2 separate regions of the Homo sapiens genome follow, and region 1 is linked to region 2. Evidence: chromatin contacts called from ENCODE Hi-C or POLR2A ChIA-PET data. All regions are on one chromosome and are shown on one strand. Each heading gives the region's core, a stretch centred on a gene start or an enhancer-like site at or near the end of the contact. The rest is flanking DNA. Distances are from core to core; before and after follow the strand shown. Region 1 overlaps P3H2 (prolyl 3-hydroxylase 2). Region 2 overlaps TPRG1 (tumor protein p63 regulated 1).

The links. Hi-C counts contacts between places; a loop is a spot of excess contacts on that map. ChIA-PET counts read pairs that join two places held with the same protein, here RNA polymerase II (POLR2A). Pooled maps may share reads with other maps.
Region 1: a loop to region 2 is called in a map with no recorded cell type, with 4 times the contacts of the local background. The contact joins two enhancer-like sites. A Hi-C loop is called at or near these places in 2 of 37 single-sample maps with no recorded cell type and 2 of 50 pooled maps. POLR2A ChIA-PET finds 5 or more read pairs at or near these places in 1 of 52 experiments (PC-9).

Annotation. Positions count from the first base shown.
Region 1 is chr3:190,099,125-190,103,797 of GRCh38, reverse strand. All of the region lies in intron 1 of P3H2 (prolyl 3-hydroxylase 2), which reads left to right. Among named protein-coding and RNA genes, the nearest start is that of P3H2, 19 kb to the left of the region's middle. Within about 2 kb of position 2,182, at least 4 of the 41 ENCODE cell types and tissues checked have a DNase peak (open chromatin) inside an H3K27ac peak, as active enhancers do.
Region 2 is chr3:189,307,079-189,311,705 of GRCh38, reverse strand. It overlaps TPRG1 (tumor protein p63 regulated 1), which reads right to left. Exons shown (of 6, transcript NM_198485.4): 5 at 1,167-1,320. Among named protein-coding and RNA genes, the nearest start is that of TPRG1-AS2, 69 kb to the right of the region's middle. RefSeq lists an enhancer at 3,729-3,788. Within about 2 kb of position 1,950, at least 3 of the 41 ENCODE cell types and tissues checked have a DNase peak (open chromatin) inside an H3K27ac peak, as active enhancers do.

The DNA of each region.
Region 1 (4,673 bases), core at 933-3,432, 790 kb before region 2:
ACTGAAAAACTTTTCTAATGTTGAATAAAAATCTCTAAGTCAACTTTGTCACCACTACTAAATTAACCATAAGTCGGTGAACCGGATTGTGCTATAGTTCATGTCAAGTTGTTGAGTATTCTTTCCTACCTCTGCTTTAGAAGTATGGAAAAGTCCCAGTGCTCTTTCAGCCTTGCCACCAGCCTGCCCTTTCACTTGTTTATATGTCTGTAGATGAGCTCCTCTAGAACACTGTGATTTAACTCTTCATAAATAAATACAGATTTGATCATCCTGGTCCACTTTCCCAATAAGATAGTTAACAAAGGTTTACCTAATGTGTTATTTATGGAAAACCAATTTACACAGAGTTTGGAATAGGGAAAAAAAGTTTCTAAGTAATGATTTCTTTTCCTGTAACCCATTGTCCCAGATTAAGTCTGATAGTCTTATGATCAATACCTCCTAAATTCCAGATTATTGTGTGTGAATCTTTGACCTAAACATTTACATATGGCTGATAGTACTATTTGAGTCTTGCACGTGATGGAAACTCATGCTTGTTGAATTTGAATTGTCAGTTCTCCTAGGACATAGGTTTGTCCATATGATTTTACACAGTTATTTAGAAAACTAGCATACCTCAGAAATATTGCAGGTTTGGTTCCAGACCATTGCAATAAAGCAAGCCTCACAATTTTTATTTTTTGGTTTCCCAGTGCATATAAAATTTGTGTTTACATTATAATTTAGTCTGTTAAGTATGCAATAACATTATGTCTAAAAAACAATGTACATACCTTAATTTTAAAAAATACTTTATTGCTAAAAAGTATCTGAGCCTTCAGCAAGATACAGTCTTTTTGCTGGTGGACAGTCTTTCCTCAGTGTTGGTGGCTGCTGACTGATCAGGTTGGTGGTTACTGTAAATTGGAGTGACTGGCATTTAAAACAAAAACGAAAACAAAAAAACAAGAAAGTTTGCCCCATTAATTAACTCTTCCTTTTTTGAACACTTTCTCTGTAGCATACTGTGCTGTTTGATAGCATTTTACTCACAGTAAACTTCTTTCCAAAGTGGTCAATTCTCTCAAACCCTGCCACTGCTTTATCAACTAAGCTTATGTAATATTCTCAATCTTTTGTTGTCATTTCAACAGTGTTCACTGCATCTTCACCAGGAGTAGTTTCCACATCAAGAAACCACTTTTTTTGCTCATCCTTAAGAAGCAACTTTTTATCTGTTCGAGTTTTATTATAAGATTTCAGTAATTAACTAACATCTCAGGCTCCACTTTTTATTTTAGTTCTCTTGCTATTTCTACCACACTTCAGTTACTTTCTCCACTGAAATCTTGAATTCCTCGAAATCATCCATGAGAGTTGGAATCAACTTCTTCCAAACTTCTGTTAATGTTGAAATTTTGACCTTCTCCTTATGAATCACGAATGCTATTAATGACATCTAGAATGGTAAATCCTTTCCAGAAAGTTTTCAGTTTACTTTGCCCAGATCCACCAGAGGAATTACTATCTATGGCAGTCATAACCTTACAAGGTATATTTCTTAAATAATAAGACTTGAAAATCAAAGTTACTCCTCTATTACAGGCTGCTGAATGGATGTTATGTTAGTAAGCAGGAAAACGACGTTAATCTCTTTGTTCGCCTCCATCAGAGCTCTTGGGTGACTAGAAGCATTGTCAATTAGCAGTAATATTTTGAAATGAATCTTTTATTCTGAGCAGATAACAGTGGGCTTAAAATACTCAGTAAACCATACTGTAAACAGATATGATGTCATCCAGTCTTTGTTATTCTATTTATAGAGCAAAGGCATAGTAGATTTATCATAATTCTTAAGGGCCCTAGGATTTGGGGGATGGTAAATGAACATTGGCTTCAAGTTAAAGTCACCAGCTGGATTAGCTCTAACAATAGAGCCAGTCTGTCCTTTGAAGCTTTAACATCCGGCATTAACATTTTCTCTAGCTAAGAAAGTCCTATGTGACATCTTCCAAGAAGATGCTTTATCTACAATGAAAATTTGTTGTTTAGTGCAGCCACCTTTATTAATTACTTTAGCTAGATCTTCCGGATAACTTGTTGCAGCTTCCACATTAACGCTTGCTGCGTCATCTTGCACTTTCATGTTTATGAAGACGGCTTCTTTTTTTAGACCTCATGAACCAACTTCTGCTTGCTTCAGACTGTTTTTCTATAGCTTCCTCAGCTCTCTCAGCCTTCACAGAATTGAGGAGAGTTTGACTCTTGCCCTGAATTATGCTTTGGTCTTAAGGAATGTTGTGGCTGATTCGATTTTCTATCCAGACCACTAAAGCTTTCTCCATATCAGCAGTAAGGCTGTTTCACTTTCTTATCCATGTGTTCACTGTAGTAGCACTTTTAATTTCCTTCAATCGCTTTTTTTTTTTTTTTTTTTTTTTTTTGCGTTCATGATTTGGTGAACTGATGCAAGAAACCTAGCTTTTATTCTATTTTGGCTTTTGACCTGCCTTCCTCAGTAAACTTAATCATGTTTAGTTTTTGATTTAAAGTGAGAGATATGTGACTCTTAACTTGAACACTTAGAGCCATTGTGGGATTATTAATTGGCCTAATTTCAGTGTTGTTGTGTCTCAGGGGACAGGGAGGCCTGAGGACAGGGAGAGAGACAGGTGAATGGTGAGTTGATGAAGCCATCAGAACACACACAACATTTTTCTATTAAGTTTGCCATCTTATATGGGCATGGTTTGTGGGGCCCGAACCAGCTGCAATAGTAACATCAAAGATCAGTTATCACAGATCATCGTAACAGTAATGGTAGCTATGAAAAAGTTTAAAATATTGTGAGAATTACCAAAATGTAACGTTGAGACATGGGGTGAGCACATGCTGTTGGAAAAGTGGCACTGAAAGAAGTGGCCTGATGCAAGGTCGCCACAAACCTTCAATTTGTGAAAAACAATATCTGGAAAGTGCAATAAAATGAAGCACAATCAGAAGCGGTATGCCTGTATTTACATACTTCAAAAACACCATTTTCTGCACTTGATCATAGTTTTGTAAAGACAGACCTTTCATGATGATACCAACTTCATATGTCAGTTTGAGAATAATAGCATGAAATTGGGTGGAACATTTTGGAAACTGTATTAGAGTGAGGAATATAGAAAGTGTGGCTCTAGTTTTAATTATGTTACTAACTCTGTAGGGCTTTATAATAGTTAACCTTTTCTTGGCCTCAGAGTCTTCTTTTACAAAATGAGGTGATTGTAATATGTAATCTTGGAAGTCTCTGCCAGCTTCAATATATTTTAATATTTGGCAGAATATTTCCACTGATAAAAAAATTTATTAAATGCTACTAAACTATGAAACTCTCAGCAGTTGTTCACTCCTCATTTTAATAAATCCTAGTATCTTATCCTCAATACCAAAAATTGTGACATTTAGACATTAAGATAATAAGCTTAGGTAATATAAAATATTGAATACATTGCAGAGAAAAATGACCTTGGCAAGCCTTATGCAATCATAGAAGTGTTTTTTTTGGGGGGGGGGGCGGCGGGGGGGGCGGGGGACGGAGTTTTGCTCTTTGTCGCCCAGGCTGGAGTGCAATGGCGTGATCTTGGCTCACTGCAACCTCTGCCTCCCCAGTTCGAGCAATTCTCCTGCCTCAGCCTCCCAAGTAGCTGGGATTACAAGTGCCCACCACTGCACCTGGCTAATTTTTATATTTTTAGTAGAGATGGAATTTCACCATGTTGGGCCGGCTGGTCTCGAACTCCTGACCTCAGGTTATCCACCCACCTCGGCCTCCCAGAGTGCTGGGATTACAGGCATGAGCCACCATGTCCAGCCAGAAGTGGTATTTTATAGCAGTGTCAGGGTTCTGAAGAAATATTTTAGTTTTCATCACTCAATTCTACAATTAGCCTCAGTACCTCTTCCTCTTAGATAAAGGTATTGTACCTGCCACACAGTTCTGCAGACTCCGCTCTGAAATGGTGTAAACCAGTGGTTAACATTCAACTTTCTTCACAATTTTCCTTATTTTCCATAATGCTAAAAAAGATCAAGATATATATTGTTAATACCATCTTTTTTCTATGAATAAAGCAGTTTATAGATTGTCTTTCAGGTAAGACTTCTTATTAGAAATGTGCTTTTTTGCTGCACAAAAAAGGTCAGTTCTGTATCATTCTTTATTTCAGCCAACCTTGGTTCAACACATCCATGTTCTGATTTACACAATATTGTGAATTAAACCAGAGCAACAGAATCTTTCTTGCTATGTGATAAAGAAACAAGAAGTTTCTGCTGATAAAACCTTTATAAAGATATAAAGCTTTAGTGATAAAGAAAAAAGGAGTTATTCCACACTTTCCCCCTGCATATATACCCGTTGTCCAAGTGTAATTCTTCTCTCGTGGTTTGTCCGACTATAAAGCAATATCTGTTGTATCTAAACATGTGGTAGTAATTGTCTTTCCTCATTGTGTGTATTGTATTACATTATGTGATATCCTACAGCGTCATTTGAAAATGAAGTTTTGCCAGAAGTTTATTCTTCGTTCCACGCATAATTTGTTGTTCATGTTGAGGCATTTTTTACTAGCTTCTTGGCAATAATATTTAATGTAAGTATTTTTGCTGCAAGAAGTGAAACTTGACAAAATGTTTTTATT
Region 2 (4,627 bases), core at 701-3,200:
AGCTTGGAGCCTGAGGGACACCGTGACACTATAAATCCCTGAGGACATTTGCATAATTCTTGAGAGGAACATTGACTTTTCATGGGAGAATAATGTGATTCGAGGTCATTTCATCTATGTATTATGGGGGAATGAAGACTCCATCTAGCCTGTAATCAAATATATGTTGCCTCAAATTCTTTTTAAAATCCCCAGGACCTATCAAGTTAAAATATTTTCACACACATACATATATATTTACACTTGCACGAATAGGTATGTTTAATGCAAGAAATGTAATATATGCCATCAACCACAGAAAGTCTTTACATACAGATTGCCAAGTTTTGAATTCATAGCAAATAAAGAATTGTAATATTCTGAAATGAATGACAGAATATAAAAGTAAACATAAAAAGGACGGAGAAGGTAAGAATTTCTAGGTCTATAAGCGCACTCATATGTATATTTGGTTTTATTGAAAATATAAAGTTTGATCTTTCACTACATTTTCAGCTCCAGCTGTTTTCCTTCTTGACTACTTAGAATGCCCCCGTTCTGCTTTAGATGCCTGGGGGAGGTGAGAGAATAATAGAAAACTGTTCCCTTTAGAAATAAGTCTAATATCTGCTTGATGAGATGAAATTTAAAGACAAAGAAATTGTGAATAGCTTTACACTTCATGGAGTATTTATACACACATCATTCTATTTAACCTTATAATGGTCCAGTGAGGTTGGGAGGAAAGGCAGTGCTCATTATCTTCATTTTAGACGTGAGACTACCAAGTCTCAGAAAGACAAGTGACTTAATCGAGCATGACCATAGAACCTCATCGAACTATGCTTTATACTATTCCACACTTCCATGAATAAAATAATTAGAATGTGATTATATGTGGGAAAGTATATACACCATGTAGGCAATGCATGCAATTAGCAAGCGGAAAGCAGCATGTTATATATAAATATAATGTATATTTACATATAAAAACAGTTTGACTCTTTACTAAAATAAATTATAAACCTATTACCGTTTTTGTCTATATAAATTGCTGGTTTTATTTTATTTTATTTTATTTTATTTTATTTTATTTTATTTTGTTTTGTTTAGGAGTACACGTCCCTAGAAGCACATAGCTCCAGCAACAAAGCTAATCTGAGAGTAATACCCAAGATGCCTCCTACCTTGCAAATTTCAAGGAATTTCTCACTGGTGTATTTCATAGGATGCTCAGTGAAAGTAGCATAAGGAACTTCAGTGGACCATGGGTTCCAGCGGGACAGAAGAGACTGCTCCTCCGGACTCCCCCAGTAGATCCTAAGGCCTTCTCCTTGTCTCCTACAAGAAAGGCGTTTTCCATTAGATTAGTCATTTCCATTTCCAAAAAAAAAAAAATAGAATGTAATACATCAGTCAGCCTTCATATTAACTCCCAACTAGTTAAACTGTTCAAAAGATTTTAGGGGGTGAGAAGAAAAAGGTGAATTAGGTTTTAAAAATAGGAAATTCAAGGTGTTTGGAGGAATTCTATATGGGAAACACCTACTTGGAAATGTGAGTCTGACACTCAGAACAGTGGCTAGAGCTGGAAATACGGATATTGATGTCACACCAAGATTCTGATGGTAAGAATTAAAAGAGAAAGAGAGGAGGTATCAAAGAGGTGAACAGTAACAGAACAGTTCAGGTGGGAGACAGTTTCAAGAAGAAAGGAGCTGCCATGACAATAACAGTTTCCACAGAAGCAATAACTGACTGAGAAAAGACATGGGACTTCTTAAATGGTAGAATATACATGATTTTTGAGGGGGACGCTGACAAATTCAAAATGCTCTGCGACTTCAGATTCTGAATCTCATTGTCCTCTATTCTCTGCACACATTCCATTCAGTGAAATTGCAGCAACAAACATGTCAAAGCTTGTAGAAAGACTGTGCCTGCCCCTCCTGTTAAGTTCACAGTCTTAATCCACAAGATGTGGGAGGAAGCCACTCTGGCATAGCCCAGGCCTGGTCATTTGGTAAACCTAAGTGCAGAGCAAGAGAAAGTAAGCTTGAGATAACAGGGAGAGAACTCATGGTAGAGGAGTGTGGCCACATTGAATAACAAAACCGTGTTTCTGAGGCCTCTTTTGCATGTGTCCATCAGAATTTATGATTTGTGGTTTCAGGTATCTCTGAATGCAAAGAGATGCCCGGAGGTTAAGCCAAACTCAGGTGCCCTGCATTCGACAAGCTTGGAAACTAAGTTGCCTGTAATTCTAAACAGCCCTATGGAACTTCACGGATGTCTCATTTTGTCTAAAAATTAAATCCTGGGATTTCTGGAATGAAAAACCAGAGCTTAATTGTGGTGCCTTCACAAAACTGTCACTTCCTGTATTAAGGAAGGATTCCTTCGGGAATGCTGTTATGGTTTCTGAATGTTTATCCATGTGGAGATGGTATAAGCACAATTTCACACAAATGCATATAACACTCCGCTCCCCAACTGGTTAATACCTGAACTTTTCTCACAAAAGGAAAGTAAAAAAAGTCCCTGAAACATTCTGCTGGCCAGTTATCAGATTTTTGATGATTATATTTGAAAACTGACACCCAACTTTTTTTTGTACTTAATCCTTTGCCCAAGAAGAAAAATGAAAAAAAAAAAAAAAAGTATATAGGAAAAAAAAGACAGAGTTAGGAAAAAAAAGACAGAGTAAAGAAAAATATTGAGAAGAATAGAAAAATAGAAGAAAAATATACCTCTAAAGTTTTCTTTCTCCCTCTCCTTCTCAGCTAGTATACTGGCATTTATTATCCCCCAGCTCTTTTTTTTCTGGCCTGACAATAAACTCTAAACTCAATGAATATTCTATGAGTGCTGGTAAATGGAGCATTCTGGATTGAGTCCATTAAAACAACTTGCACAATGGAATTATTTACTGCTTCATATGTCAATTTATGTGCTGGGTGCAATTTTGCTTTTATCCAAAGGGGATGAAAATCTGCCAAGAGAGCTTGCCTAATAAGTACACATTATATTCTTTTACCTTAGGGAAACCTCAAATGAAGTTTGAGCATGAAATTCAAGAGGGACCCTATTTCTAAATAACCAGTCAATGTGACTATAAAAAGGACCTTTCTCAGAGATATAGTATACTTCCAAATATGCAAGTTCAGCCAACCTTCTTTCCTGAGCTCCAGAGGTGAAAACTAGGAAGATTAATCTGAAGCTAAGTTATCACTCCAAGGGTGGGGCTTCTCAGGCCATCCAGCAAAGCTGTTAGTATCACAGTGCTATGAAAGACGATCATCTTCTCTTTTGTCAAACACCATTAGAACAATCGTGGAGACTGCAGATGCCTTTATGACCAGAAATACTTTATTTAATAGTAACGTACTCACATGAAAGAAATCCTGGGAGGCGACAGAGTGGAGTAAAAGTGCAGTGAGCTGGATGTCCGGGAGTCCTGTGATACAGTCTCGGTTTTGACACTTAACATTGCGTGACTATGGGCAAGCTTATTTCTCTTTCTGAATCTGAATCATTTCTCTTTCTGAATCTTCTGAATATGTCTTCCCATATTTAGAAAAAAACAGGACTTCCTCATCTGTTCTTTAGAATCTCTATATCGAGACATTCCATGACCTCAGTCATGCTGTGTGAATAGTGTAGGTGGTCATGATGCCAGTAACGATCATCTGGTTGCAGACATACAACATCCATAAGCAGTCTTGGGGTATGAATTCTCTAGTTCAGAAGCATCTAATTAGCCCCACTGAGCAGAACAAGTCCTCTACTGCAAAGGTCACAGCAAGTACTATCCTATCATTCCAAGAGGCTTTCAGGACCTACCACAACATTTTACAAACATGGAAAAGCACAAATCAGCTATTTCTCAGTGGAAATGCAGATAAGGTTTATAAACTGTAGAATGTCAGAGCTAGAAGGGCTCTTGGAAGCTATAGCCCAGTGCTTCCTTTCTGTGGATGGAAAAAACTGAGACTCAGAAAGTACCAGAATTTTCCCAAAGCATCACTACAAGACAGGGATGAACTGGCAAGAGTCCTGGTTTCCTGAGACCTCATTCAGGGGTCTTTTCACCATTCTGGGCTAAGGCTACAAAATATATTCAAAGCTAAAGCCCTGCTATTGCATAACATAGCCTTATTTCCAATAGACACAAAGTTAAAAGAATTGCTCTGAGGAGGCTGTCATCATTCATGGGTGAAAAAAGCCTGCCTACGGATCCCAGTCAGTTATCAGAAGAAAACCTCTGTCTCAAAACAAACTATGCATTCTTAAATATACTCAATATGAGCAATTTTGAGACTATAGGAAAATAAGGAAGCACTGGATGTGAAGGAGACAATTACAAACAAGTTAAGTTGTCAGGGTGAGAAGATTGGGTCTTTGGCCAGGTGCGGTGACTCACGCCTGTAATCCCAGCACTTTGGAAGGCTGAGGTGGGTGGATCACCTGAGGTCAGGAGTTTGAGACCAGCCTGGTCAACTTGGTGAGACTCCCATCTCTACTAAAAATACAAAAATTAGCCGGGTGTGGTGGTGGGAGCCTGTAATCCCAACTACTTGGGAGGCCAAGGCAGGAGAATCACTTGAACCCAGGAGGCAGTGGTAGCAGTGAGCCAAGATCATGCCAC